Linked DNA regions of Homo sapiens: region 1 is linked to region 2. A link is an interaction called in ENCODE POLR2A ChIA-PET data of the cell type or tissue named here. Cell type or tissue: Panc1. All regions are shown on one strand. Each heading gives the region's core, and the rest is flanking DNA. Links, peaks and the distances in the headings are about the cores only. Region 1 holds the start of TTLL13 (tubulin tyrosine ligase like 13). Region 2 overlaps IDH2-DT (IDH2 divergent transcript).

Evidence for each region. Peaks named below come from ENCODE experiments on the same cell type or tissue, not always from the same donor. Only the 100,000 strongest peaks of a DNase experiment are listed, where the experiment ranks them.
Region 1: POLR2A ChIA-PET joins it to region 2 with 13 read pairs; 5 of 35 experiments call an interaction of 5 or more read pairs at or near these places.

Annotation. Positions count from the first base shown.
Region 1 is chr15:90,243,752-90,258,868 of GRCh38, forward strand. It overlaps TTLL13 (tubulin tyrosine ligase like 13), which reads left to right and starts at 5,805. Exons shown (of 15, transcript NM_001396017.1): 1 at 5,805-6,057; 2 at 6,869-7,136; 3 at 7,803-7,843; 4 at 9,498-9,616; 5 at 12,004-12,134; 6 at 12,390-12,546; 7 at 13,387-13,530; 8 at 13,886-13,971; 9 at 14,287-14,518; 10 at 14,992-15,117. The coding sequence starts at 6,880. GDPGP1 (GDP-D-glucose phosphorylase 1) reads left to right here. Exons shown (of 4, transcript NM_001013657.3): 4 at 1-2,060. It also overlaps a transcript of CIB1 not described here. In Panc1, for the core only: no CTCF peak of the experiment used is centred there; no DNase peak of the experiment used is centred there; H3K4me3 peaks cover 1,208 bases; H3K27ac peaks cover 903 bases.
Region 2 is chr15:90,131,549-90,146,665 of GRCh38, forward strand. IDH2-DT (IDH2 divergent transcript) reads left to right here. Exons shown (of 3, transcript NR_149130.1): 3 at 1,849-2,024. Among named protein-coding and RNA genes, the nearest start is that of IDH2, 37 kb to the left of the region's middle. RefSeq lists enhancers at 10,149-10,443, 11,993-12,527. In Panc1, for the core only: no CTCF peak of the experiment used is centred there; no DNase peak of the experiment used is centred there; H3K27ac peaks cover 1,483 bases.

The sequences.
Region 1 (15,117 bases), core at 4,609-12,608, 110 kb after region 2:
CAATACTCCCATCTCAGCCTCCCTAGTAGCTGGGACCACAGGCATGCGCCACCACACCCGGCTATTTTTTTGGAGAGATAGCATCTTGCCAAGTTGCCCAGGCTGGTCTCGAACTCCTGGCCTCAAGATCCTCCCACCTCAGCCTCCCAAAGTGCTGAGATTATAGGCATGAGCCACTGCACCTGGCCTGAGTTTTTTTTTTTTTTTCTTGAATCAGAGTTTCACTCTGTTGCCCAGGCTGGAGTGCAGTGGTGTGATCTCGGCTCACTGCGTCTCTGCCTCCTGGGTTCAAGCAATTCAGCCTGAGTCTTCTTAATACCCCCATTCAAAACGGGATGGAGACTGACAGTTTGTACTTTGTTCAAGGTCAGGCAGCTGGAGTCGGGACTGCAGCACAGGCAGGTACCAGAAGATGAGCTGGGACAATGTGTGCTTGTGACCGCCTCTCCAGTCAGTGGTTCCCATGGTGGGTAGCACTGTCCTTAACAGTTTGCCCTCCCTGAGCCTCAGCCATCCCTCTTGGGGTCTTTCCCAAGCACTTTAGAAGCTCCTCTTGATGTAGACACAAAATCCAAAGCTAAGTCGTTGTTCCTCCGTCTGCATCTGAGTCAATGTGGGAAATTTTTTTTTATCTCATTGCTTTGTTCTGTCCTGTTTCTCCAGACATTTCACACTGGTTCCAGAGGAACTAGTCAGTAGACACTATTCTAAGAGAGTATGTGGGTGTGAAATCTCATTTTCCTTTTAGCTCCCTTGAATGTTATACAGCAAAAGTAAAAGAAGTCTTGGGTTGGCTGGGCACGTTGGCTCACACCTTTAATCCTAGCACTTTGGGAAGCCGAGGCAGGCAAATCACTTGTCAGGAGTTCGAGACCAGCCTGGCCAACATGGTGAAACCCCATCTCTACTAAAAATACAAAAATTAGGCGTTGTGGCGGCCACCTGTAATCCCATCTACTTGGGAGGCTGAGGCAGGAGAATCACTTGAACCCAGGAGGCGGAGGTTGCAGTGAGCTGAGATTGCACGACTGTACTCCAGCCTGGGCGATAGTGCGAGACTCAGTCTCAAAATAAATAAATACATAAAGTCTTGGGTCCAGCTCTCAACAGAGATTATCACCGCCACCACTCCTTCATCAAACATCCTGAAGGAATGAGAGTCCCTGTTCACAGCGTAAGGGTGAAAGGGGGCTCACACAGGTGGGTTCTGGCTGCTGTCTGAGTGGGCTCACCCAGGAGGGGTTTTGATTTCTCTGCCTCCCAAACTGTGGGTCCTAGCCCTGGCTTAGGCCTTCAGGTCGTTGGCTCCCTATACCTAGGCCTGTATAAAGCCTTAGTTTCCAGTTTTCATTAGAGGTTTTACATCCCAAATGATGTTACAAAGTCTCCCTGTGATAAAGCAGAATATGTGTCCATAGCCCATTTTATAAGAAAAACAGTTTAGGCCAGGTGCGGTGGCTCACGCCTGTAATCCCAGCACTTTGGGAGGCTGAAGCAGGCAGATCACAAGGTCAGGAGTTCAAGACCAGCCTGGCCAACATGGTGAAACCCCGTCTCTACTAAAAACACAAAAATTAGCTGGGTGTGGGTGCACATCTATAGTCCCAGCTACTCAGGAGGCTGAGGCAGGAGAATCGCTTGGACCTGGGAGGCGGAGGTGGCAGTGAGCCGAGATCGCGCCACTGCACTCCAGCCTGGGCGGCAGAGAGAGACTTTGTCTCAAAAAAAAAAAAAAAGAAAAAAACAGTTTACCATTCTATCAGAAAATGTTGACCACCCTCATATTTTTGGTAAACTGCAGTAATTTTTCCTTAATACTTTTTGCAAGCTTTTGCATGCATAAGCTCCAGTATCACACTTAATTTTGCTTGCTTGCTCTCTGAAGGGAGTTCGGATGACCATTACAGCAAAGTGGATTTTGCGTTCAAAGTGATAAGCCAAATATCAGGATTTTCCCAGTTTCTCCGTAGGACTGATGTTTAGAGGAAAGCCTTCCCTGACTCAAATATGTTTCTCCATATAAAAAGGGGAAAGTAAAATGGGTTTTCTTTCTGGTGGTATTTCTCAGCTATTTATATGCTTTGTGAATCTTCAAGAAGAGCATTTGGACTGCAGCTTTTTCTACTGAGTAGGAAACACGTAGGGGCCCTTTGTACTCCGAGCCCTGGGCTTTGAGTATGGTAGGAAGTGCTGACCCAGCCCAGGACCTCCCCACGTTTTTGCTTAACTCTTCATGCAGAGGCCGGGCACGGTGGCACACTCCTGTAATCCCAGCACTTTGGGAGGCCGAGGCGGGCAGATCACCGGAGGTCAGGAATTCAAGACCAGCCTAACCAACATGGTGAAACCCAGTCTCTACAAAAATACAAAAATTAACCGGGCATGGTGGCATGCGCCTGTAATCCTAGCTACTCAGGAGGCTGAGGCGGAAGAATCGCTTCAACCCAGGAGGCAGAGGTTGCAGTGAGCCAAGATCGTGCCATTGCACTCCAGCCTGGGTGACAGAGCGAGACTCCATCTCAAAAAAAAAATACAAAACAAAAAACGATAATCAGAACTCTTCATGCAGGGCCTCATGTACTAAGAGGGTTTAGACTTGATCTAATGGGAAACCTTGAAGAATACTTAATGTGGGGTAACAGCTTTGCATTTGAGTAACAGCTTTGCATTTGAGGAAGAATACTTACGCTGTAATGGGGAGGATGGATGGAGTGAAGAATAGAATCAGGGAATCCAGTTAACAGACTGCTGAGGCCAGGTGTAGTGGCTCACGCCTGTAATCCCAGCAGCACTTTGGGAGACCCAAGCAGGTGGATCACCTGAGGTCAAGAGTTTGAGACCAGCCTGACCAACATGGTGAAACCCCATCTCTCTGAAAATACAAAAATTAGCCCCGTGTGGTGGCAGATGCCTGTAATCCCAGCTACTCAGGAGGCTGACGCAGGAGAATCACTTGAACCCGGGAGGCAGAGGGTGCAGTGACCCGAGATTGAGCCATTGCACTCCAGCCTGGGCAACAGAGTGAGACTCTGTCTCAAAAAAAAAAAAAAAAAAAAAAAAAAAAAAAAAAAAAAAAAAATTGCTGAATTGTGGCAATTCAGGCAAGAAATGGTGGTCGAGGTCCTAGAATAGTCCCTAGAACACTAAATTGTTTGTTGATGCAATGAGTGTCCTGGAAGTCAAGGGACTGCAGAACATTTCCAGGAGGACCATTTCTTTCTTTCCTTTTTTTTTTTTCTTTTGAGACGGAGTCTCACTGTGTCATCCAGGCTGGAGTGCAGTGGCACGATCTTGGCTCACTGCAACCTCTGCGTCCTGGATTCAAGCAATTCTCCTGCCTAGGCCTCCTGAATAGCTGAGACTACAGGCGTGCGCCACCATGCCCAGCTAATTTTTGTATTTTTAGTAGAGACAGGGTTTCACCATATTGGCCAGGCTGGTCTCGAACTCCTGACCTCGTGATCCACCTGCCTCAGCCTCCCAAAGTGCTGGGATTACAGCCATGAGTCACCACACTGGCCTTTTTTTTCTTTTCTTTTCTTTTTTCTTTTTTTTTTTTTTTTAAGAGAGAGAGTCTCGCTGTATTGCCCAGCCTGGTCTCAAACTCCTGGCCTCCAGTAATCCTCCTGCCTCAGCTTCCCAAGGTGCTGGGATTAGCGATGTAGGCTGCCACTCCTAGCCAGGAGGAGAGTTTCATATGAGAGTATCATATGCTGAGGAAAGATCAAGAAGTCTGTGAATCGGGCAGCCCATTTCTCCATCAGCCAGGAAGGACATTGGTGTTGAGGTTGACATACCTATCAAGGACAATAACTACCATGGCTTCCAGTGTTTTGATGAAACCTCAGATGCATGACCTCTGGTTTCACATTGCTGTATCCCTGTATAGAGGGTTGTAGCACTCTATACATTTGCTGTGGCTGAACCGGGAAAGAAGGCATATGCAGATTTCTAGAGAAATTATAATTCCATCAAAGATTTTTTTGTTTGCTTTTTTTTTTTGAGACAGAGACTCCCTCTGTCGCCCAGGCTGGAGTGCAGTGGCGCGATCTCCGTTCACTGCAAGCTCCGGATTCACACCATTCTCCTGCCTCAGCCTTCCAAGTAGCTGGGACTACAGGCGCCCGCCACCATGCCCAGCTAATTTTTATTTTTTTATTTTTTTATTTTTAGTAGAGAGGGGGTTTCACCGTGTTAGCCAGGATGGTCTTGATCTCGTGACCTGGTGATCCGCCCACCTTGGCCTCCCAAAGTGCTGGGATTACAGGCGTGAGCCATCACACCCGGCCAGATATTTGTTTTTTTAAATACGAGTTCTCACTCTGTCACCCAAGCTGAAGTGCAGTGGCATAATCATAGCTCACGGCATCCTCTTAACTCCCATGCTCAAGAGATCCTCACACCTCAGTCTTCCTAGTAGCTGGGACTACAGGGCCTGCCACCTAGCCTTGCTGATTCTATGAAAGATTTTGAGGAGATGAGGAAGGCTGGTATCTTTCAAAGTGCAAAGTGATTTTGGTATAAACAGTTTCTTTGGGTTGCATTACATAGAAGTTTATCACTAACCTATGTTCCTGAACTATGAAACATGAATATGTGGGCAAAGAAATAGCTTATCTTTATAGACAATTAACAACAACAAAAACAGTCTATGAATTAGAGAATGTCCATGCCTTTTTTAGGCCGAGTTCAGTGGTTCATGCCTGTAATCCCACCACTTTGGGAAGCCAAGGTGGGCAGGTCACTTGAGGTCAGGAGTTCAAGATCAGCCTGGCCAACACAGCAAAACCCCATCTCTACAAAAAATACAAAAATTAGCCAGGCATGGTGGTGCGCACCTGTAGCCCCAGCTACTTGGGACGCTGAAGTGGGAGGATTGCTTGAGCCTGGGAAGCTAAGTAAAGTTGCAGTGAGCTGCGATCACACCACTGCAATCCAGCCTGGGCTACAAAGCAAGACCCTGTCTCAAAAAAAAAAAAAAAAAAAAAAAAAAAAAAAAAAAAAAAAGTCCATGTCTTTTTAAAAGGATGGAAACATTTTAAGTGTTCTCTAGATTTAGCCACACAGTATAATTTTAGGGTGACAAGTTGAGCTGAGTTGGGTGGAGGTGGTGAGCAGAAATCAAAGTGGGTGGATGTCAGGAAGAGAAGGTGACAGTGAAGGAGCACTGTGATAAGGCGGTTTGGTTATTCCTTAATGGAGCTGTCTCAGTCCACCAGAGGCAAAGCCTTGAAAGGCACGTGGCCTTACCATGGCTGTCACTCTTGAATGCATAGGCTTTGCTAGCTAAACTTAGAGTTACTAAAGAATTGAGCCCGGCGTGGTGGCACGCTCCTGTAGTCACAGCTACTGGGGAGGCTGAGGCAGGAGGATTGCTTGAGCCCAGGAGGTCCAGGCTGCAGTGAGCTATGATGGTGCATTCCACTGCACTCCAGCCTGGGCGACACAGCAAGACCCCGTCTCAAAAAAAAAAAAAAAAAAAAAAAGGGAGAATTGAGGAGAGGCAAACAGCTATTTGTCCTCATTATATGCTTGGCCAAATTCCTTGGCCCGGGGTTTAGGGAAAGATGGGAGTGCGGCGAGAACTGGCTTCGAAGCGGGAGGGCTGCAAGTCCCATGATACACCGGAAGAATCTGGCGTCGAGGCCGGCCAGCTCCAAAGGGCAAACGCTGTCTCCCCCACCCAAGGTAGCCTCGGCCCGCGCCCAAGTGGGTGTGGCTGCGGGAAAGCCCCGCCCCCAGGACGCTTCTCCAATGGGAACTGCCCTCGTGTCCATGGCAACGGCGGCGGCCACGGGCTTGCTAGAGGAAGCGCTGCCCCGGCAGCCGCAGCCACGGCCACCGGGAGCTAGGAGTGAACCCCTGCGGGGGAGCAGCTTCCCCCTCGCGATCGTGGGGACAGCCAGTCCTGTGAAACGAGGAGGCGGTTCCGGACGCCCAGAAACGCCCAGGGAGACCTGGAGCCGGGGGAAGAGGGGACATGAGCGGCCAGCTGAGTCCATCCCCAGGCGGCTAGGGGCGGACCCAGCAGCCCCTCAGCTCTCCTCGTAACCACGGGTGGGCAGTCTCCACCGTCACAGCCCAAAGGGTCTTAGCCATCGGGTGCCTGTCCCTAGTGTGTACACGTGCAGAAAATGAGTCCTGGGAGAGGGAAAGGGCCAGCGTAGGGGGCTTTTGGTCTTCAGCTGTATTTTATTTTATTTATTTATTTATTTATTTATTTAGAGACAGACTCTTGCTCTGTCGCCCAGGCTGGAGTGCAGTGGTGTGATCTCGGCTCACTGCAACCTCCACCTCCCAGGTTCAAGTGATTCTCCTCCCTCAGCCTCCCGAGTAGCTGGGATTACAGGCAACGCACCAGCACACCCAGCTAATTTTTGTATTTTTAGGAGAGACGGGATTTCACCGTGCTAGCCAGGCTGCTCTCCAACTCCAGACCTCAAGTGATCTGCCCGCCTCAGCCTCCCAACGTGCTGGGCCGATTCAGCTGTATTTTAAAGCGAAGGTCCCCCCAGCACTCACAGCCATCCTCTTTCCCAATTAGGAACAAAAGAGCCATGGTCATGGCCCATACCATCTGTGTCCAACTCCTGAAGGCACCCCTGTGCGTTGTATGATCCAGTGTGAACCTGGATGATTGGGGCTTGTCATCAGGGAATCCACATCTCACTGGTGTCTTCCACCCCCATGCACCTCCACCTACCTGGACACATCCCATTCCTCAGTGAAACAGTTTTGTCCTGAAGGGGCAGCAACTTTCCCTTATAACAGCATGAAGGTCGTTCTGGTGGATTCCTTCAGGCCTTCTAGGGCCTGAGGGAGGTCTGAGGTCTGATATACACTTCATTCCCACCCCGCAACCCCTCAGAATCTGAGAGAATGGAGCCGAGTACCTGTAGGACCATGGAATCAGAGGAAGACTATGTTGAGGAAAAGGAATCTGAGAAGTGTGTTAAAGAGGGAGTTACCAACCCCTCTAACTCTTCACAGCAGGCTCTCTTAAAAGCTGACTATAAGGCATTAAAAAATGGGGTTCCCTCACCCATTATGGCCACAAAAATTCCGAAGAAAGTCATAGCCCCAGTTGACACAGGCGACTTAGAAGCTGGGAGGAGGAAGAGAAGGCGGAAACGCAGGTAACTATTCCCTAGATCCCCTCAACTGCCCAGCTCCAGGGAGTCACCCATTGGCCTCCCTTCAACATCTGGAGGAGCTGGGATCTCAGATCTTCCCTTTAGCCTACAAAAGAGGACAGGAAATGCTGGAGTGTCATTAACCCTTTGATACAACAGAAACAAAATTCAGAACCATTTAGGCTGGCTCATTTTGGAATCCCAGCCTGTTTATGTCATCCTGGTCTGTCTTTTTTTTTTTTTTTTTGAGACAGAGTCTCGCTCTGTCGCCCAGGCTGGAGTACAGTGGCGTGATCTCGGCTCACGGCAAGCTCCGCCTCCCGGGTTCAGGCCATTCTCCTGCCTCAGCCTCCCGAGTAGCTGGGACTACAGGCACCTGCCACCACGCATGGCAAATTTTTTTTTTTTTTTTTGTATTTTTAGTAGAGACAGGGTTTCATTGTGTTAGCCAGGATGGTCTCTATCTCCTGACCTTGTGATCCACCCGCCTCGGCCTCCCAAAGTGCTGGGATTACAGGCATGAGCCACCGCGCCCAGCCCATCCTGGTCTGTCTTTTAAGTGGCTTCTAGAGAAAAGGAATTGTGTTGTGAATTTGTTGGATGTCTTTTCATCTGAGTACCTGTCCTTCCCTCCCACTCTTCCTGATTTATGCTATTCCTCCATTCCAGATCACTGGCCATCAACCTGACCAACTGCAAGTATGAGAGTGGTAAGCACCCAGCCCGTCGCTCACACTGTGGTGCATAACATGGTGCCTACAGCTGCTGTTCTTCCTCTGGAATGGACCCCCGATCAGGCTTCCAGCCCCTGGGGCCTGGCGGGCTTGCCTCTAACCTGTACTGAGCTTCCTAGGTGTCCTCTGCCTCAGACACTGGAAGCTGAGACATTGCCATTCCAGGTAGTCTCAGTGTTAGGGAGGGTATCCTCACAGTAAACAAGAAAAAAAAAAAAAAAAGTCCAAGAGCCACTACTGCCCCACCCTTCCCAGATTTTATTTATTTATTTTTGAGACAGAGTCTCGCTTTGTCATCCAGGCTGGAGTGCAGTATTGCAATCATAGCTTAATGCAGCCTTGAACTCCCGAGCTCAAGCCGTCTTCCTATCTGAGCTTCCCAGTAGCTGGGACTACAGGCCTGCACCACTATGCTCACCTAATTCTTTTTTTTTTTTTGAGACCGAGTTTTGCTCTTGTTGCCCAGGCTGGAATGCAATGGCGTGATCTCGACTCACTGCAACCTCCACCACCCAGGTTCAAGCGATTCTCCTGCCTCAGCCTCCCAAATAGCTGGGATTACAGGCATGTGCCACCACATCTGGCTAATTTTGTACTTTTAGTAGACAGAGTTTCTCCATGTTGGCCAGGCTGGTCTTGAACTCCTGACCTCAGGTGATCCACCCACCTCAGCCTCCCAAAGTGCTGGGATTACAGGCATGAGCCACCATGCCCAGCCTGCCCAGCTAATTCTTAAATGTTTTGTAGAGACAGAGTCTTGCTATGTTGCCCAGGCTGGTCTTGAACTCCTGGGCTCAAGTGATCCTCCCACTTCAGCTTCTCAAAGGCCTAGGATAACAGGCAGGAGCCACCATGCCAGACCCTTCCCAGATTTTACCAGAGATGAGACAAGCTTAAAACAGTTTTTTCAAGGAAGATTTGAAGGGACTTCAACGATTAAGAAAAAAAACAATCTCCAGCTAGGTCCTTCCCCTAATATTCCCTCTGGCATCTTTATAAGGAACCACACAAGTATGGAGTGTGAAGTGCCAGTGTGACCCCACCTATAGGCAGCTCTCCAAGCCATAAACATCCCTGATTGAGAGATAAGACTGACAGGAGCAGCTGGGCACGGTGGCTCATGCCTGTAATCCCAACACTTTGGGAGGCCAAGGCAGGCGAATCTCCTGAGGTCAGGAGTTCGAGACCAGACTGGCCAACATGGTAAAACCCCGTCTCTACTAAAAATACAAAAATTACCCAGGTGTGGTGGTGGGCGCCTGTAGTCCCAGCTATTGGGGACGCTGAGGCACGAGAATCTCTTGAACCTGGGAGGCGGAGGTTGCAGTGAGCCAAGACCGTGCCACTGCACTCCAGCACAAGGGCGAAACTCCGTCTCTAAAAAACAAACAAACAAACAAACAAAAAACCAGGTTCTAGTTTTCTCTGCTAGGTATTTTGGAAGGGCCCTGACAGCCCCTAAGAACTTGAAATTGTCATGTGGTAACTAAAGTACAGGGCTGAGGCAAGAACTACCTCCCTCTTCAACCTGCCCTCGGGTCAGGTGTATACCTTACCTGACCCAGCTACACAGTTCCAGGGCTTGTTGCTGGTGTCCATGCTGGCACTACTGATCTCCCTGTCTCTGCAGTGCGTCGGGCAGCCCAAATGTGTGGCCTGAAGGAGGTGGGGGAGGATGAAGAGTGGACTCTGTACTGGACAGACTGCGCTGTCTCACTGGAACGAGTCATGGACATGAAGAGGTTTCAGGTACCCATCTCCTGACCTGAGAGCCGACAGGGGCTAGGGCCCCAGAATGACTATTCCCACCTCCTTGCCCAGGCACCCAAGACTGCTACTCTTTGTGGCTGTCCCCTTGTGCAGACAAGAAAGACCACCCCCAGGGTCTTCTTTTCCAATGGAAAGATCTCCTCTTGGAGATTGTGGGTTTCTGGAATTACCCAAAGGAAGTTTCTGGTGGGCACATCCTATCTCATGATTTGCACTTTGCTTGGTGGCATCTGTGTGTAGCTGGCCCTCTCCAGGGTGGGTGAGCACATCTTAGGGAGAATACTGGGAGGCAGCTTCAGAGCTAACAGCAGGGCCAGTTGAATGATCCAGCCTTCTAAGCAACTTAGTTTAGCATTCCACATCCATTAGGAGACTGCGGGGTCCTGCCTGGTGGCAAGAAATTCAGGAATGATCCACCGGGGTCCACAAGAATAGAACTGCCTTGTGACATTTTTATTATCCTCTAATTGGGCGTTTGTGGTGATCAGCAATAAAATAATTTAAAAGAGTCTGCAGGCTTATTCTTTGGGGAAGCCAGGCAGGAAGTTGAGGAAATTAAAACCTGTCCCACAACTAGTCTTGGGAGAGGTGCCCAAGAGAGAAAGCAAGTGCTAGAAGTTCTCAAGAAGCTCCAGAGGAGGTTGGGTGTGGTGGCTCACACCTGTAATCCCACCACTTTGGGAGGCCAAGGCAGGTGGATCAATTCAGGTCAGGAGTTCACTTGAACCCAGGAGGTGGAGGTTGCAGTGAGCAGAGATCATGCCACTACACTCCAGCCTGTGTGACAGAGTGAGACCCTGTTTTTTTTTTTTTTAAAAAAAAAAGGCTGGGCACAGTGGCTCACGCCTGTAATCCCAACTCTTTGGGAGGCCGAGGCGGGCGGATCATGAGGTCAGGAGTTCAAGACCAGCCTGACCAACAGGGTAAAACCCCATCTCTACTAAAAATACAAAAATTAACCAGGCATGGTGGCGCACACTTGTAATCCCAGCTATTTAGGAGGCTGAGGCAGGAGAATCACTTGAACCCAGGAGGCGGAGGTTGCAGTGAGCCAAGATTGTGTCATTGCACTCCAGCCTGGGTGACAGAGTGAGACTCCATCTAAAAAAAAAAAAAAAAAAAGGACGCTCCAAAGGAGGGGCATTTGTAAAATGAGGAATGCAGGCTGGGCACGGTGGACGGTGGCTCTCGTGCCTGAAATCCCTTTGGGAAGCCAAGGTGGGCAGATTGCTTGAACTCAGGACTTTGAGACCAGCCTGGGCAACAGGCAAAACCCCATCTCTACCAAAAATACAAAAATAAAAAAATATTAGCCAGGCGTAGTGGTGCATGCTTTAGTCCCAGCCACTTGGGAGGCTGAGGCAGGAGGATCTCTTGAGCCTGGGAGGCAGAGGCCGCAGTGAGCTGAGATCACACCACTGCACTCCAGCCTGGGCGACAGAGGGAGACCCTGTCTCAGGGAAGGGGGAAAAAAAAAGGATAAGGATAACAATAATCAGCAGCATTTACTGAGGGCTTACTGTACAACAGACTCCGTGTTAAGTGCTTTTATAGTATTACCCCATTAAATCCTCAAGAACAGCCCTGAGCAGCAGATATCCCTTGGTTAGGACATGGAGGGTCAGAAATACTAAGTTCATACAGTGAGTGCGGCCAGTGATGGGGAAACCCAGTGGAGAGCACTTAGCATACTCTTTGTGGCTGTCCCCCTGTGCAGACAGGAAAGACCATCCCCAGGGTATTCTTTTCCAACGGAAAGATTCTCCTCCTGGGTCTCTGGAATTACCTGAAGGAAGTGTCTGGTGGGTACATCCTATCTCATTATTTGTTCTTTACTTGGTGGCATCCCGGATGCTGCCACCCATCCAGCAGGACAGAGCAGCCAGGGGTTTCTGGCAGGCACCAGGGTGATGCCATGCCCTCAGTGGGTGCCATGGCATCACATTCCTTGGGGCTGGTTCTTAGTTTCCTTTTATCTTTTGTGTCTTTTGGGGAATGCTTTCGTCTCATTGTCTGCTTTGTGCTATCATGCATTAGTTATTGTTAGAGGACTAGGCCTGGTGGTCTGAGGGGTGTTAGAAGGTGGACTGTGGAAGCCACAGTCTTGGCTAGTTACATTCCTTCTCACTGCCCCTCATTTGCTGAGCTCAGTGTGGATGTGTGTGTTGGGTAGGAGTCACAGAGGGTTTTCTCACCTGCCTTAAGGAACCTTCCTATGTTTGCCCTTGGGGTCCTTGGTGCAGTGCTTACCTCCACTGTGACTTCTCCCTTAACCTTCCCAATCCTCCTCCACTGCTTCCTGGGATGCCCAGGTGCTAGGAAATGCCACTTACTCTGGGGGCTCATACTAACTGGCTGTGTTTCAGAAAATCAACCACTTCCCTGGCATGACAGAAATCTGCCGCAAAGATCTGCTGGCTCGGAACCTCAACCGCATGTACAAACTCTATCCCTCTGAGTACAACATCTTCCCCCGCACCTGGTGCCTCCCCGCAGAGTGAGTGGGTCTGGCTTCCCATGCTGAGATACCAGGGGGAGGAAAAGGGTCGCTCTCAGAGCTCTGGTCTTGTGACCTAGGAATGTCTCAGAGGGATGGAAGTGGAATGAGAAAGTTTCAGCTGGTCAAAGAAAAGAGGGTCTGAGACTGAGTGCTCCAGGAAGAGCATGGACTAGATAGCAGGAAGAGCTCCATGCGGCCCCGGGAAAGCCTTGATGCACAGAAACCTTTTGACCAGGCCCTCTCTGCACATAGCTATGGGGACTTCCAGTCCTACGGTCGTCAGCGAAAAGCCCGCACATATATCTGCAAGCCAGACAGTGGCTGTCAGGGACGTGGCATCTTCATTACCCGAAATCCCCGGGAGATCAAGCCAGGAGAGCATATGATCTGCCAGCAATACATCTCCAAGGTGAAGGATGCCTCAGGACCATCAGCCTTCCCTAGTCCCCAGCACTGGGCTGCCTCATCTCTCCCAAAAGCCAGGGAGGAAGCTGGTCTTAGGCTTCTACCCTTCCCACTAGCCCCGTTTTCCTGGAGGCAGTATCCAGCCATGGTTCAGAACCAGCCTGCCTGGGGTTGAATCTCAGTTTCCACTTCCCAGATATGTGACCTTGGGCAAGTTTCTTACCCTCTCTCTGTGCCTCTGTCTCCTTCCTTTTTCTTTCTTTCTTTCTTTCTTTCTTTCTTTCTTTCTTTCTTTCTTTCTTTCTTTCTTTCTTTCCTTCCTTCCTTCCTTCCTTCCTTCCTTCCTTCTTTCTTTCTCCCTTTCCTTCCCTTCCTTTCTTCCTTCTTTCTCTCTACCTCTCTCTCTCTTTCTTTCGATGGAGTCTCTCTGTGTTGCCCAGGCTGGAGTGCAGCGGCACGATCTCAGCTCCCTGCAACCTCCGCCTCCCGGGTTCAAGCAATTCTCTGCCTCAGCCTCCTGAGTAGCTGGGATCACAGGCACCTGCCACCACGCCCAGTTAACTTTTGTATTTTTAGTAGAGACGGGGTTTCACCATCTTGGCCAGGCTGGTCTTGAACTCCTGAACTCGTGATCCACCCTCCTCAGCCTCTCAAAGCGCTGGGATTACAGGCATGAGCCACCATGCCTGGCCTCTCCTCATTTATTAAGTGGGAGTAATAACAGTAACTATTTTACATGGTTATTGTGGAAATTCAATTAGCTATGTGTGTGAAGCACTTAGAACAGCACATAGTAGGCACTTCAAAAGTGTTATTATTCCCTCATGGGTTTGCATGCTCCCAGCCCCTCCTCATTGATGGCTTCAAGTTTGATATGCGAGTCTACGTCCTGATCACATCCTGTGACCCTCTCCGGATCTTCACATATGAGGAGGGCCTAGCCCGTTTTGCCACCACGCCCTATATGGAGCCCAGCCATAACAACCTGGTAAGGGGACTGGGAAGCACTCTTCTTTTCCACTGCCAAAAGTGCTGAGGTTCTCTAGAGAAACATGGTAGAGAGGTTTGTCACTGTCACCAAAGAACAAGGAATGAAGCCAGCAAGAGCTGCAGCATCTAGCTGGGAGGCAAGTGTTTGGTAGGTGGTGAAGGAGAAAAGGTCAGCACCCGGAGGAGCCCAGCACACACTCTTCCCCAGGATCATCTAGAATAGCAGTCCTCTGGTGGAGAGAGACAGGAGACGAGAGATCCTCGGGAGGGGTGGGGAGCAACAAGGTAATGAAGGGCTGGAGAGGACGGCCGCATGCAGACAGTCTGAGACCACAGGGCCACTCTTTCCACAGGACAATGTCTGCATGCACCTGACCAACTATGCTATCAACAAACACAATGAGAATTTTGTCCGGGATGGCGCTGTGGGCAGTAAGAGGTACTCCCTACTCTGTTTTCTCCTGCTTCCTCTGCCCCTTAGCCCCACAGTCCCAGTAGCCCATGAAACCAAGCTGGCTCTTGGGAGGCTAATTGCCCAGGGAAACTCAGCCTTTATAGACCCTGTCCTGTGCCTGCACTTTGGAGCTCTAAGTGCAGCCCCAAACCTCACCCTGATAACTAGTCCCTGCTCCAAACTGCTAGCAGCCCTTCAAAGCCCGGGCATGCAATTAGCGTTAGTGTGAGGGAGCCTCCTGCCTACAGCCTGGCCCAGTGGCCTAGAAACTGGCCTTCCTCTGAGCACTGGGCCTCGCAGGAAGCTGTCGACACTCAACATCTGGCTGCAAGAGCACAGCTACAACCCTGGAGAGCTGTGGGGGGACATCGAGGACATCATCATCAAAACCATCATCTCAGCCCATTCTGTTCTACGCCACAACTACCGAACCTGTTTTCCCCAGTATCTGAATGGAGGTACATGTGCCTGTTTTGAAATCCTTGGTTTTGACATCTTGCTGGACCACAAGTTGAAGCCCTGGCTGCTAGAGGTGAGGATTATCTCCTAGGCTTTGCAAAACCAAGGTCCAGAGGCCTCCTTGAATAGGACACCTGGGACAGGGGTACACTCAGGTGGTGGAACACAGAATGGGAGATGTGAAAGCCCTGGGGTGGGCAGGAATGAGCAGAAGGCATAAGATCTCTACCCTTTTGACCTGCTGAGTCAAATCTTGGTGGTTTTTGGCCTCTACCGTAGGAATGCAGGTTTGGGATCCCCAGTGCCCTAATGTAAGTCTTTAGGGACACACTATCTAGAGAGGCAGGCCAGCTGATTTGCTCTCACTGGTCTGTGAATTGGAGATCTCTATGGCAGAGTTTTGTGGCCTTGGAAGCCAGAGCATCCAGCCTCCCCGGCTGAGGCCATGGGAGAGGAATATCTTAGACCCTCTAGTTAATGCCTGCAAGAGGCCACCACCTGCTCAGGTGGTCTGGGAAAGGGGTGTATAATGACTCCTCCTGGCAGGTAAACCACTCTCCAAGCTTTACCACGGACTCATGCCTTGATCAAGAAGTAAAGGATGCACTTCTCTGTGATGCTATGACCCTTGTCAACCTCCGGGGCTGTGACAAAAGGAAGGTGATGGAGGAG
Region 2 (15,117 bases), core at 2,964-10,963:
ACTCTTAGAGGCGGGGCACGGTGGCTCACGCCTGTAATCCCAGCACTTTGGGAGGCAGAAGCAGGCGGATCACGAGGTCAGGAGTTTAAGACCAGCCTGGCCAACATAGTGAAACCCCGTCTCTACTAAAAATATAAAAATTAGCTGGGCATGCTGGTGGGCACCTGTAATCCCTGCTACATGGGAGGCTGAGACAGGAGAATGGCTTGAACCCGGGAGGCGGAGGTTTCAGTGAGCCGAGATCATGCCATTGCACTCCAGCCCGGGTGACAATGCAAGACTCTGTCTCAAAAAACAAAAAAAGAAAATACATTCTTAGAATTGACCTCCCTGTAGTCAACATAGATGGAATTTATTGCAAGCATTGGTCCTTTTCCCTTGAAAAAGATTTGCCTGTTCAATAATTTAGATCTGAGTTTCATTAGGAGGGAAATAGGCTTCCGTTCTGATCTATCAGTAGTGGTTGCATAGGAGCTCACCTGGAAAGAGTTCTGCGATCAACTAGTCAGGCCTGCCAAGGGCCAGGCAGTGGGAGAGTTAAAGCTTGTGTGCTAAACATTGTGCAGTCAGCCCTCAGTATCTGTGGGGGATTGGTTCCAGGACCTTCCTTGGGTGCCAAAATCCATGCATGCTCAAGTCCCTGATATAAAATGGCATAGTATTTGCATATAACTTACCCACATCCTCCCATATACTTTAAATCTCTAGATTTTACACATAATATGTAATACAATCTAAATGCTATGTAAATAGTTTTTATGCTGTATTGTTTGGGAGAGAATGACAAGGAAAAGGGTACGTGTTCAGTACGGCACAATGATTTTTTCAATTTTTTCCAATTTTTTTTTTTCTGGAGACAGAGTCTCACTCTGTCACCCAGCCTGGAGTGCAGTGGCACCAACAATAGTTCACTGCAGCCTTGAACTCCTGAGTTCCAATGATTCTCTTACCTCAGCCTCCCAAGTTGTTGAGACTACAGGAATGCACCACCATGCCTGGCTTTTTTTTTTTTTTTTTGGTAGAGATGGGGTCTTGCTGTGTTGCCCAGATGGGGTCTTGCTATGTTGCCCAAGCTGGTCTCAAACTCTGGGCCTTAAGCGATCCTCCTGCCTCAGCTTCCCAAAGTGCTGACATTACAGGTGTGAGCCACCGTGCATGACCCTTCAAATATGATTTTTCTGTGCTTGGTTGAGTCCATGGATGTAGAATCCACAGATACAGCACCCACAGATACTGTCAGGCCTCTGAGCCCAAGCGAAGCCATCATATCCCGTGTGACCTGCACGTATACATCCAGATGGCCTGAAGCAACTGAAGATCCACAAAAGAAGTGAAAATAGCCTTAACTGATGACATTCCACCATTGTGATTTGTTCCTGCCACACCCTAACTGATACAATATATTCTCCCCTGCCCTTAAGAAGGTAATTTGTGGCCAGGCGTGGTGGCTCAAGCCTGTAATCCCAGCACTTTGGGAGGCCAAGGCAGGCAGATCCCAAGGTCAGGAGATCGAGACCATCCTGGCTAACATGGTGAAACCCCGTCTCTACTAAAAATACAAAAAATTAGCCGGGCGTGGTGGCGGGCGCCTGTAATCCCAGCTACTCAGAAGGCTGAGGCAGGAGAATGGCGTGAACCTGGGGGGCCGAGGTGGCAGTGAGCCGAGATCACGTTACTGCACTCCAGCCTGGGCGACAGAGCAAGACTCTGTCTCAAAAAAAAAAAAAAAAAAAAAAAAAAAGAAGGTACTTTGTAATATTCTCCCCTGCTCTTAAGAATGTACTTTGTATGCCTATCCCTATAAGAACTAATGATAATCCCACCACCCTTTGCTAACTCTTTTTTCAGACTCAGCCCACCTGCACTGAGGTGAAATAAACAGCTTTATTGCTCACACAAAGCCTGTTGGTGGACTCTCTTCACATTGATGCGCGTGACATTTTGTGCTGTGACTTGGATTGGGGGCCCTTCCTTGGGAGATCAATCCCCTGTCCTCCTGCTCTTTGCTCCAGGAGAAAGATCCACCACGACCTTGGGTCTTCGGACCAACCAGCCCAAGGAACATCTCACCAATTTTAAATCGGGTAAGCGGCCTCTTTTTACTCTCTTCTCCAACCTCTCTCACTATCCCTCAACCTCTTTCTCCATTCAGTCTTGGCACCATCCTTCAATCTCTCCCTTCTCTTAATTTCAGTTCCTTTCCTTTTCTGGTAGAGACAGAGGAGACACATTCTATCCGTGAACCCAAAACTCCAGCACCAGTCATGGCCTCGGGAAGACAGTCTTCCCTTGGTGTTTAATCACTGTGGGAATGCCTGCTTGATTATTCACCCATGTTTCAGAGGTGTCTGATCACCGCTGGGAAGCCTGCCTTGATCGTTCACCCTTAGTGGCAAGCACCACTTTCCTGGGGGGCAACACCCCCCACCCCTTCTCTCCATGTCTCCACTCTCTCTTTTCTCTGGGCTTGCCTCCTTCACTATGGGCAACCTTCTACCCTCCATTCCTCCTTCTTCTCCCTTAGCCTGGCAAGAACTTAAAACCTCTTCAACTCACACCTGACCTAAAACCTAAACCCCTTATTTTCTTCTGCAATGCCGCTTAACCCCAACACAAACTCGACAGTGGTTCCAAATAGCCAGAAAATGGCACTTTCGATTTTTCCATCCTACAAGATCTAGATAATTCTTGTCATAAAATGGGCAAATGGTCTGAGATGCCTGATGTCCAGGCATTCTTTTACACATCGGTCCCTCCCTAGTCTCTGTTTCCAATGCTACTCATCCCAAATCCTCCTTCTTTCCCTCCCACCTGTCCCCTCAGTCCCAACCCCAAGTGTCACTGAGTCTTTTCAATCTTCCTTTTCTACTGACCCATCTGACCTCTCCCCTCCTCCCCAAACTGCTCCTCCTCAGGTCTTTCCCTGCCAGGCTGAATCAGGCTCCAATTCTTCCTCAGCCTCCGCTCCCCCATCCTATAATCCTTCTGTCACCTACCCTCCTCACACCCAGTCCAGCTTACAGTTTTGTTCTGCAACTAGCCCTCCCCGACCTGCCCAACAATTTCCTCTTAAAGAGGTGGCTGGAGCTAAAGGCATAGTCAAGGTTAATGCTCCTTTTTCTTTATCTGACCTCTCCCAAATCAGTTAGCGTTTAGGCTCTTTTTCCTCAAATATAAAAACCCAGCCCAGTTCATGGCTCCTTTGGCAGCAACCCTGAGACGCTTTACAGCCCTAGACCCTGAAGGGCCAGGAAGCCGTCTTATTCTCAATATGCATTTTATTACCCAATCCGCTCCCGACGTTAGATAAAGCTCCAAAAATTAGATTCCGGCCCTCAAACCCCACAACAGGACTTAATTAACCTCACCTTCAAGGTATGCAATAATAGAGTAGAGGCAGCCAAGTAGCAAAATATTTCTGAGTTGCAATTCCTTGCCTCCACTGTGAGAGAAACCCCAGCCACATCTCCAGCACACAAGAACTTCAAAATGCCTAAGCCGTAGATGCCTAAGCTGCAGCGGTCAAGCCTTCCTACAGGACCTCCTCCATCAGGACCTTGCTTCAAGTGCCAGAAATCTGGCCACCGGGCCAAGGAATGCCAGCAGCCCAGGATTCCTCCCAAGCTGTGTCCAATCTGTGCAGGGATCCACTGGAAATCAAACCACCCAGCTTGCCCGGCAGCCACTCTTAGAGCCCCTAAAGCTCTGGCCTAAGGCTCTCTGACTGACGCCTTCCCAGATCTTCTTGGCTTCGCAGCTGAAGACTGACACTGCTCAATCACCTCAGAAGCCTCCTGGACCATCACAGACGCTTTGGGTAACTCTTAAAGTGGAGGGTAAGTCAGTCCCCTTCTTAGTCAATATGGAGGCTACACACTCCACATTGCCTTCTTTTCAAGGGCCTGTTTCCCTTGCCTCCATAACTGTTGTGGGTATTGACGGCCAGGCTTCAAAATCCCTTAAAATTCCCCCACTCTGGTGCCAACTTGGACAACATTCTTTTATGCACTCCTTTTGTTATCCCCACCTGCCCAGTTCCTTATTAGGCCAAGACACTTTAAATTATCTGCTTCCCTGACTATTCCTGGGCTACAGCCACACCTCATTGCCGCCCTTTTCCCCAGTTCAAAGCCTCCTTCACATCCTCCCCTTGTACCTCCCCACCTTAATCCACAGGTATAGGACACCTCTACTCCCTCCTCGGCGACCGATCATGCACCCCTTACCATCCCATTAAAACCTAATCACCCTACCTTGCTCAATGCCAATATCCCATCCCACAGCACGCTTTAAAAGGATTAAAGCCTGTTATCACTCACCTGTTACAGCATGGCCTTTTAAAGCCTATAAACTCTCCTTACAATTCCCCTATTTTACCTGTCCAAAAATCAGACAAGTCTTACAAGTTAGTTCAGGATCTGTGCCTTATCAACCAAATTGTTTTGCCTATCCACCCCGTGGTGACGAACTCATATACTCTCCTCCTCAATGCCTCCCTCCACAACCCCTCCACAAGCCATTATTCTGTTCTGGATCTCAAACGTGCTTTCTTTACTATTCCTTTGCGTCCCATCCCAGCCTCTCTTCGCTTTCACTTGGACTGTCCCTGACACTCATCAGGCTCAGCAAGTTTCCTGGGCTGTACTGCCTCAAGGCTTCACGGACAGCCCCCATTACTTCAGTCAAGCCCAAATTCCTTCCTCATCCATTACCTATCTCGGCATAATTCTTCATGAAAACACACATGCTCTCCCTGCTAATGGTGTCCGGTTAAATCTATCCTCAAGGAAATCACTTCTCAGTGTTCCATCTGCTATTCTCCTACTCCTCAGGGATCGTTCAGGCCCCCTCCCCTTCCCTACACGTCAAGCTCAGGGATTTGCCCCCACCTAGGACTGGCAAATTGACTTTGCTCACATGCCCCGAGTCAGGAAACTAAAATACCTCTTGGTCTGGGTAGACGCTTTCACCGGATGGGTAGAGGCCTTTCCCACAGGGTCTGAGAAGGCCACCACAGTCATTTCTTCCCTTCTGTCAGACATAATTCCTCGGTTTGGCCTTCCCATCACTATACAGTCCGATACCGGACCGGCCTTTATTAGTTAAATCACCAAGCAGTTTCTCAGGCTCTTGGTATTCAGTAGTAAAATCTTCATACCCCTTACCGTCCTCAATCTTCAGGAAAGGTAAAACGGACTAATAGTCTTTTAAAGACATACCTCACCAAGCTCAGCCTCCAGCTTCAAAAGGACTGGACAGTACTTTTACCTCTCACCCTTCTCAGAATTAAAGCCTGTCCTCAGGGTGCTAGTAAAGCCCATTTAAGCTCCTGTATGGACAGTCCTTTTTATTAGAGCCCAGTCTCATTCCAGACACCATCCCAACTTGAACTGCACCCCAAAAACTTGTCATCCCTGCTATCTTCTGTCTAGTCATACTCATATTCATTATTTTCAACTACTTGTAAATACCCTGCCCTTGTTTACACTGCCAGTTTACACTTTTCCTCCAAACCATCATAACTGATATCTCCTGGTTTTACCTCAAACCGGCACCATTAAGTCTCTCTCAAAGTGGATAGATCATCTTTGCTGACAGGGTGCACTCCAGTACTTTCACCCTGATGAAGTCCTATTCTTTACTTTTATACTCACTCTTATTCTCGTTCCCGTTCTTATGCCACCCTCTACCTCTCCCCAGCTATCTCCACCACACTATCAATCTCACTCACTCTCTCCTAGCCATTTCTAACCCTTCTTTAACAAACAATTTCTGGCTTTGCATTTCTCTTTCCTCCAAAATTGTGGAGGCCTCGACTTACTCACTGCTAAAAAAAAAATTAAAAAAAGACTCCATATATTTTTAAATAAAGTGTTTTTTTTGTTTTTGTTTTACCTAAATCAATCTGGCCTGGTATACAACATAAAAAAACTCAAGGATAGAGCCCAAAAACTCGCCAACCAAGCAAATAATTATGCTGAACCCCCTTGGGCACTCTCTAATTGGATGTCCTGGGTCCTCCCAATTCTTAGTCCTTTAATACCTGTTTTTCTCTTCCTCTTATTCGGACCTTGTGTCTTCTGTTTAGTTTCTCAATTCATAAAAAACCGCTTCCAGGCCATCACCAATCATTCTATACGACAAATGCTCCTTCTAACAACCCCACAACATCACCCCTTACCCCAAAATCTTTCTTCAGTTTAATCTCTCCCATTCTGGATTCCCATGCTGCCCCTAATCCCGCTCGAAGCAGCCCTGAGAAACATCTTCCATTATCTCTCCATACCACCCCCAAAAATTTTCGCCGCCCCAACACTTCACCACTATTTTGTTTTGTTTTTCTTATTAATATAAGAAGACAGGAATGTCAGGCCTCTGAGCCCAAGCGAAGCCATCATATCCCCTGTGCCCTCCACATATACATCCAGATGGCCTGAAGCAACTGAAGATCCACAAAGGAAGTGAAAATAGCTTAACTGATGACATTCCACCATTGTGATTTGTTCCTGCCCCACCCCAACTGATATGATATGTTCTCCCCCGCCCTTAAGAAGGTACTTTGTAATATTCTCCCCCGCCCTTAAGAAGGTACTTTGTACACCTATCCCAAACCTACAAGAACTAATGATAATCCCACCATCCTTTGCTGACTCCTTTTTCGGACTCAGCCCGCCTGCACGCAGGTGAAATAAACGCCTTGTTGCTCACACAAAGCCTGTTGGTGGACTCTCTTCACACGGACACGCATGACAGATACAGCACCCACAGATACAGAGGGCCAACTGTATTTTCCCAGGCTGGTAAGAGGTGGGGTAGGGGATAGAGGTAAGGGTTAGCTTTGCAGATTGGAAAGGAAAGAGATTCTGCAGAAGTCTTATTGGTTTTTCAACCTCTTTTCTGAGTAGTTTAGAGTGGGGTGGTTGCTGGTTGAGAAGGTTTATGTCTGTTTGGCAGAGTCATGGTGGAAGGTATCCAGAAGAGAGAAGTACACACGGCAGCTCTTGGAGTTTTGACACCCCCTCCCCGCCAATCCAGGGCACTGTTAGCAGGGCAGTTACGAAGACTCTTGGGCCAGGCTGCCTCTTGGCACTCAGGCCTGAAGAGGTGGGGAGAGCAATGACCTGTAGAAGTGGCCTGGCAGGAGGAATGCTGAGTTTGTCTTTCTGCCAGAGGCAGACACAGGATGTACTAATTGCAGCCTGGTCCTCTGCTCTAGGTACAAATGGATTTAGATCTTATGGAGTCTGAAGCTTTTAGTTGGATTGGCAGGATAAGGGAGTCCTTTTTAAGAAAGTAATGCGAATTAGGTACTGACCCTTGGAAAGGGCCTATGCAAGTGAAGGGGCCCTGGAGCTCAAGCTTCAGAAAAGGATACATGCAAGAAGAAAATAAAACAGGATGGCCGGGCGCTGTGGCTCACACCTATAATCCTAGCACTTTGGGAGGCTGAGGCAGGAGGATTGCCTCAGCTCAGGAGTTCCAGACCAGCCTGGGCAACATGGCAAAACCATGTCTCCACTAAATATACAAAAAATTAGCCGGGTGTAGTGGCGCACACCAGCTACTCAAGAGGCTGAAGCACAAGAATCGCTTGACCCTGGGAGGTGGAGGTTGCAGTGAGCAGAGATCGCACCACTGTACTCCAGCTTGAGTGACAGGGCAAGACCCTGTCTCAAAAAAAAGAAAAGCATATTTGTTATGGCCAATGATGTAATCAATCATGACCAGGAATCACCCACAAAACGCAAAAGGACAGTGTTCAGAGAGCTTCCAGGTAGGTGAACAAGAAGACTTCCATCTGCTGGGAGGGTGGTTCACCCCAACTCCACAGAGATGGAAGCTCCTGTGCTGAGACCAGCTCGGTCGGGGAGATCCTAACCCAGCGGCGTTAGAGGAATTAAAGACACACACACACAGAAATATAGAGTGCAGAGTGGGAAATCAGGGGCCTCACAGCCTTCGGAGCTGAGAACGCTGAACAGAAATCTACCCACGATTTATTGACAGCAAGCCAGTGATAAGCATTATTTCTGTAGATTATAGATTACCTAAAACTATTCCTTATGGGAAACAAAGAGATGGGCGGAAACAAAGGGATGGGCTCTGGCTAGTTATCTGCAGCAGGAACATGTCCTTAAGGCACAGATCACTCATGCTGCTGTTTGTGGTTTAGGTACGCCTTTAAGCGGTTTTCCGCCCTGGGTGGGCCAGGTGTTCCTTGCTCTCATTCCGGTAAACCCACAACCTTCAGTGTGGGCGTCGTGGCCATCACGAACATGTCACAGTGCTGCAGAGACTTTGTTTATGGCCAGTTTTGGGGCCAGTTTATGGCCAGATTTTGGAGGCCTATTCCCAACACTCCTGTGCTCAGGACCCTTCCAGAGCTCACCCCCTGTATCTCCAGGTAGATCATGTCAGAATTGAATTGAATTATGGGAATCCCAACTGGTGTCTGCTGCAGAATTACTAGTTGTATGGAGAAAAAAAGCCCAAACGTTTGGCATTAGAAGTGTTGTGTTGGCTAGGTGTGGTGACTCACGCCTGTAGTCCCAAAACTTTCGGAGGCTGAGGCAGGAGAATCACTTGAGCCTAGGGGTTCGAGACCTGCCTAGGCAACATAACAATACCCCATCTCTACAATAAATAAAAAATATACTGGCATGGTGCACACCTGTAGTCCTAGCTACTCAGGAGACTGAGGTAGGAGGATCACTTGAGCCCAGGAGTTCAAGGCTGCAGTAAGTCGAGATCGTGCCACTGCACTCCAGCATGAGCAACAGAGATCCCATCTCAAAAACAAACAACAACAATAAAAAACTTTATCTGAAGAATGCAAGTCCCAGGCCAGGCGCAGTGGCTCACGCCTGTAATACCAGCACTTTGGGAGGCCAAGGTGGGTGGATCACAAGGTCAGGAGTTCAAGACCAGCCTGGCCAACATAATGAAACCCTGTCTCTACTAAAAATACAAAAAATTAGCTGGGCGTGGTGGCGGGTGCCTGTAATCCCAGCTACTTGGGAGGCTGAGGCAAGAGAATGGCTTTGACCCGGGAGGCAGAGGTTGCAGTGAGCCGAGATCACACCATTGCCCTCCAGCCTGGGTGACAGAACGAGACTCCATCTCAAAAAAAAAAAAAAAAAAAAAAAAGGATGCAAGTCCCCCTTTCGTTATCAGGCCCAGAGAATCTTTGAAATGCAACAGCAGGTTGGGCGCAGTGGCTCACACCTGTAATCCCAGCACTTTGGGAGGCCCAGGTGGGCAGATCACAAGGTCAGAAGTTCGAGACCAGCCTGGCCAACATGGTGAAACCCTGTCTCTACTAAAAATACAAAAAATTAGCTGTGCATGGTGTACCTGTAATCCCAGCTACTCGGGAGGCTGAGGCAGGAGAATCACTTGAACCCCGGAGGCAGAGGTTGCAGTGAGCCGAGATCGTACCACTGCACTCCAGCCTGGGTGACAGAGCGAGAGAGCGAGACTCTGTCTCAAAAAAAAAAAAAAAATTAGCTGGGCGTACTGGTGCACACGCCTGTAATCCCAACTACTCAGGAGGCTGAGGCAGGAGAATTGCTTGAGCCAAGATTGCACCACTGCACTCCAGCCTGGGCAACAGAGTAAGACTCTGTCTCAAAAAAGAAATGCAACAGCATATGACAGCAGTCACATCTCACCCGCCCCCGACCACCAAGCTAAATAATTACCTCTTGAAGCCACTTGCTATATGGGCTCTAGACTAACTGACACCACCACATAGCCATAAAATGCCATATTCCAGACACTATAACTCATACCCCATAGCTCAACAATGCATAGCCAATCACAAGCCAATGTTATTCCTGCAAACTAATAAGAACATTGTTGAATCACCCACTCCTTGTCCCCTTTTGCCTTTAAAGGCCTGCTTGTAACAAAAGCCGAACACACAGCGTACCCCAAGGCAACTTGAAGTGTGTCCCCAATGGCTGTCCTCACTCTTGGCCCAAATTAACCCTGTATATTGATTTTGCCTCAGCTTCTTTCTCTCGGTCAACACTAGAATGTCCAACAGCCAGTTTGGGGTGGATGGGAGGGCGAGCCCTCTGAGCACCTGCCCTGTTCGTGCTCTGAGTGGGTCTCAGCGGCCGGACGGCTTGCTCTCCCCTCGGGCCGTGAAGTCCTCAGCCTCCCAAAGTCTGACGTCCTTGGAAATATTTGAGGTCCTCCAGACTCCAGCAGCAAGCTTGTGGCAGGAGCGGCAGGGGGATGAAGGAACTGGACTGTGGGAAGTGCCTAATGAGTCAGCCAACTCTGTGGAGGGGAGGGAAGGAAACATGCCGTGTTAAGAGGATCTGCAAGCCAGGGACGGGTGGGGAGTGGAGCCCGTGGAGGATGGACAGCTGGACCATGTGAGTTTCCATTGTGTCGGGGGGAACGTGTCACCCAGAGGTCTCTCCAGCAGTCTCCCCACCCCCACCCCTGCAGATTCCACAGGACCAAGGGCTTCCCTGGACAAGGGCCTGGTCCTTGGAGTCTAAGGCAAGACTCCAATCTCCACAGTTGCCCGAGCTCTCTTCCCTGTTTGGGACTTGGGAACGGGAAGATTTGGGAGGTGAAGAGCTGGGACTCCCTTTGGTGGAGAAAGCTTGGGTTTCAGCACTGACTTGGAGAGACCAAAACAAAGGGTTTTTGGCCAGGATAGAGTGATTCTCAGGAGGAAAGGCAGGAAAGCATTTCCCCATATTCAGGTAAGGAGAGAGAGAAAATTAACAAACTGTTGCTGTGGAGGGAGACAAACACCTTGATAAACTCAAGAAGCTGGTTACGGGGATCCCGGCAAACCCGCCGGCGCAGAGCACAGTAGTGGAGAGGCCCGGGGAATCCCAGCAAAAAACACCCCACCGGCTGGGCGCCGCGGCTCACACCTGTAATCCCGGCACTTTGGGAGGCTGAGGTGGGCAGATCACAAGGTCAAGAGTTCTAGACCAGTCTGGCCAACATGGTGAAACTCAGTCTCTACTAAAAATACAAAAATTAGCCGGGTGTGGTGGTGGGTGCCTGTAATCCCAGCTACTTGGGAGACTGAGGCAGGAGAATCTCTTGAACTAGGGAGGCAGAGGTTGCAGTGAGCTGAGATCACACCATTGCACTGCAGCCTGGGTGACAGAGCAAGGCTCCGTCTCAAAAAAAAAAAAAAAGACAAAAAGAAAAACACCCCACCAACCAGCAAACAAAACAACAAAAACCAAGGAGGAACGACCAGGAACAGTGTCTGTAGCCTCAAATGCCTTTATACCAGTGACGGTGACACCACACCGTGGGGCCCTGCCCCCAATCAACTGAAAAATGAGGCAGCGACAGTTGTGGGAAGCCATCAGTGGGAGGAGACCAAAAGACTAGAGTGGTTTTTTTCTGCTTTGTTGAAATACAATTGACAAATAAAAGTATACATATTAAAAGCATACAACGTGATGACTTGGTATATGGACACGTGAGATGATTATGACAATCAAGCTGATTGACACACTCATCACCTCCCATAGTTACCGTTGTTACCCATTTTTTTAAAAAAAACGAGAACACTTTAGAGGTACTCTCAAAAGATTGTTTTGTAAAGTTGTTTTTAAAGGTTGGGATCACCCAGACTCTAATTCAAGTGACCTTATGGGAGCCCGGGAAGACAGGATTGTAAGCAGGTAAAGGAAACCTCCACAATTCTGTTTCTTGGTGAGGAGAAAGCCTGTCTTGAAGGAGGTGTGGAGGAGGCGGGGGCCGGCAGCCAGTTGACGAACAGCCAGAAGGTGGCAGTGTCTACCTGGGGAGGGGCAGTGGGCTGAGCCCCTGGCTGGGGCGAGTCCTTTATCACACCACAGCCAGGGCCAGCTGTGTGCAGCCCCAGATTACTCCTTGACAAGACTCAGTCCCGCCAGGCCCTCCCCGCAGGCCTGTTTTTTATGCTGGTCTGGCCATGAGGTAAGGCTGGATAGGGACAAAGTGCCCGAGCATGACAGCTGCCCAGGCTGGGCCCAGTTGCACAGCTTGGGTGGCCCTAGCCTTCGAGCTCTAAATCGAGTCTCCTCCTACTCCTAGCCCATGGCAGTCGGGCCCCGGACATTCTCCTCACTGCTTCCAGGATTCTAGAGGGCTTTCCAGTGCCCCTGGCCCCAGTCCTGCAGTGTTGACCTCCTGAGTCCCTGCCTCTCACTTCCCGGTGATGTCCCTCTGCTCTGTGCCCATCCTAGAAAAAAAAAAAAAAAAAGCCCTCTTTCTATGCTTTCTTTTTTCTTTCTTTTCTTTCTTTCTTTTTTTTTTTTAATGAGACAGTCTTTTTCTGTCACCCAGACTGGAGTGCAGTGACGTGATCTCAGCTCACTGTAACCTCTGCCTCCCAGGTTCAAGCGATTCTCCTGTCTCAGCCTCCCGAGTAGCTGGGACTACAGACACCCGCCACCACACCCGGCTAATTTTTGTATTTCTGGTAGAGATGGGGTTTCACCATGTTGATCAGGCTGGTCTTGAACTTTTGACCTCGTGATCCACCCACCTTGGCCTCCCAAAGTGCTGGGATTACAGGCGTGAGCCACAACGCCCGGCTTTTTCGTATTTTTAATGGAGATGCGGTTTCACCATGTTGGCCAGGCTGGTCTCAAACTCCTGACCTCAGGTGACCCACCCGCCTCAGCCTCCCAAAGTGAAAGTGCTGGGATTACAGGTGTGAGCCACCGTGCCCGGCCTTTCTATGCTTTCTTGTCACATGAGCTACAGCTTTTACTGAAGGCTTGGGCAATAGAGGGGTGTACTGGGGTGTACTTAGTAGGAAAACAAACCATTTCAAAAAGAATAGTACAGATCCTGTTCTTAAAAGTCCTTTGAGGTCTGGCATGGTGGCTCATGCCTGTAATCCCAACACTTTGGGAGGCCAAGACAGGCAGATCACAAGGACAAGAGTTCGAGACCAGCCTGGCCAACATGGTGAAACCCCGTCTTTACTAAAAATTAAAGAATTAGCCGGGGGTGGTGGCATGCGCCCGTAGTCCCAGCTACTCAGGAGGCTGAGGCAGGAGAATTGCTTGAACCTGGGAGGCAGAAGCTGTAGTGAGCTGAGATCGCACCACTGTACTCCAGCCTGGGCCACAGAGCAAGACTCCATCACCAAAAAAAAAAAAAGAAAAGAAAAAAAAAAAGTCCTTCGAGGCTGGGTGCAGTGGCTCACTCCTGTGATCCCAACACTTTGGGAGGCTGAGGCGGGCGGATCACCTGAGGTTGGGAGTTCAAGACCAACATGACCAACATCGAGAAACTCCATCTTACTAAAAATACAAAATTAGCTGGGTGTGGCAGCACATGCCCGTAATCCGAGCTACTCGGGAGGCTGAGGTAGGAGAATCACTTGAACCCAGAGGCGGAGGTTGCAGTGAGCTGAGATCACGCCATTGCACTCCAGCCTGGGCAACAAGAGTCTCAAAAAAAAAAAAAAAGCCCTTTGGTCTCCCCGCCACTGTGAAATTCTCAGTGGACACATACCTCCCAGGCTCTGCCCTTGCCATTTTGTTTTCTCCCTCCCTCCTCCCTCCTTCACCCTTCATTTCTATGACCATCTTTCCATTTCTTCTTCTCTTTTGGGGTCCCTCGCCCCCAAGTTCCGGTTAACGTTCTCTGTAAAGCCGTTTGATTCCTCCTGTGTTTAAACATCTTCCTTCAACTATGTCCTTAGCACCTCCCCTTCCTCAACAAAAGTGGCTATCAAGATATTTTCCTAAACAAAAACCGGTCTCACCCTGCTAAATGCATTGGAAACTTACCACCTGGTGTATATATTGGCCTCCTGAGCAATTGATTAGTCTGAGTCCACAGCTGGGACCTGGCTCTCCTCTCCACCAGCTGCCAGGCGGAGGGCAGACCCAGGGCCCCAGGGGTGAATTTGTCAGGGCAAAGGCCTCTGTGGGCAGCCTCTTGGCAGCCTGCCAGTAGCCCCTTCTGGCAGCGTCCCACCTCTCCCGGCATCACAGATCAAGCCTCAGAAGAGCAGGGCCTAAGGAGAAAACCCGAGAGTGACGATGGCAAAGAGTGATCACAACACCCCAGGTGGGTGGACTCCGGGGGAACGCAGAGGTACTCGGGCCCAGAGCTGGTGGGAGAGGGGAGGTGATGGGAAACTGGACACCCAGAAAGTCCCACCAGCATGGAAATCCACTGGGGGGCTCAGCACCCCTGGAGAGGCACTGGGAGTTGGGAGGATCAAAGGAAAGACAGGGCTCTCACTGCCGGTGAATAGGACAAGCTGGGAAGGAAACAGACAATGCTTTCCAGGTTGGATTGCCAAGGCAGAGAGGCAAGAGAGGGGATGGAGAGAAGTCTTCAAAACTGCCATTCAAGGCCAGGCACAGTGGCTCTCCACCTGTAATCCCAACACTTTGGGAAGTTGAGGCAGGAGGATCGCTTGAGCCTAGGAGTTTGCGACCAGCCTGGGCAACATAGCAAGACCCCGTCTCTAAAAAAGTAGAAAACTTAGCAGGACATGGTGGTGTATGCCTATAGTCAGAGCTATTCAGAAGGCTGAGGTGAGAGGACTGTGTGAGCCCAGAACATCTAGGCTGCAGTGAGCTGACATCACACCACTACACTCATTCAGCCTGGACGACAAAGTGAGACCCTGTCACAAAAAAAGAAAAAAAAAAAAAACAGGCCAGGCATGGTTGCTCATGCTCATAATCCTAGCACTTTGGGAGTTTAAGGCAGGCAGATTGCCTGAGTTCAGTAGTTTGAGACCAGCCTGGCCAACATGGTGAAACCCGGTCTCTACTAAAAATACAAAAATTAGCCAGGCATGGTGGGGAGCACCTGTAATCCCAGCTACTCAGGAGGCTGAGGCATGAGAATCACTTGAACCTGGGAGGCGGAGGTTGCAGTGAGCTGAGATCGCACCACCGCACTCCAGCCTGGGTGAAAGAACTAGACTCCATTTCAAAACAAAACAAAAACCAAAAAACTGCTCTTCAATAAGCCCTTACCACGTGTCAGGCACTGAACACTGACAGCAGCTAACAATTACACTGACTTACTCCACACCAGGCTTGTTCTAAGCAGCTGCTGTCCAATAAACACATAATGCAAGCCACATAGGTAGTTTTGTTGTTGTTG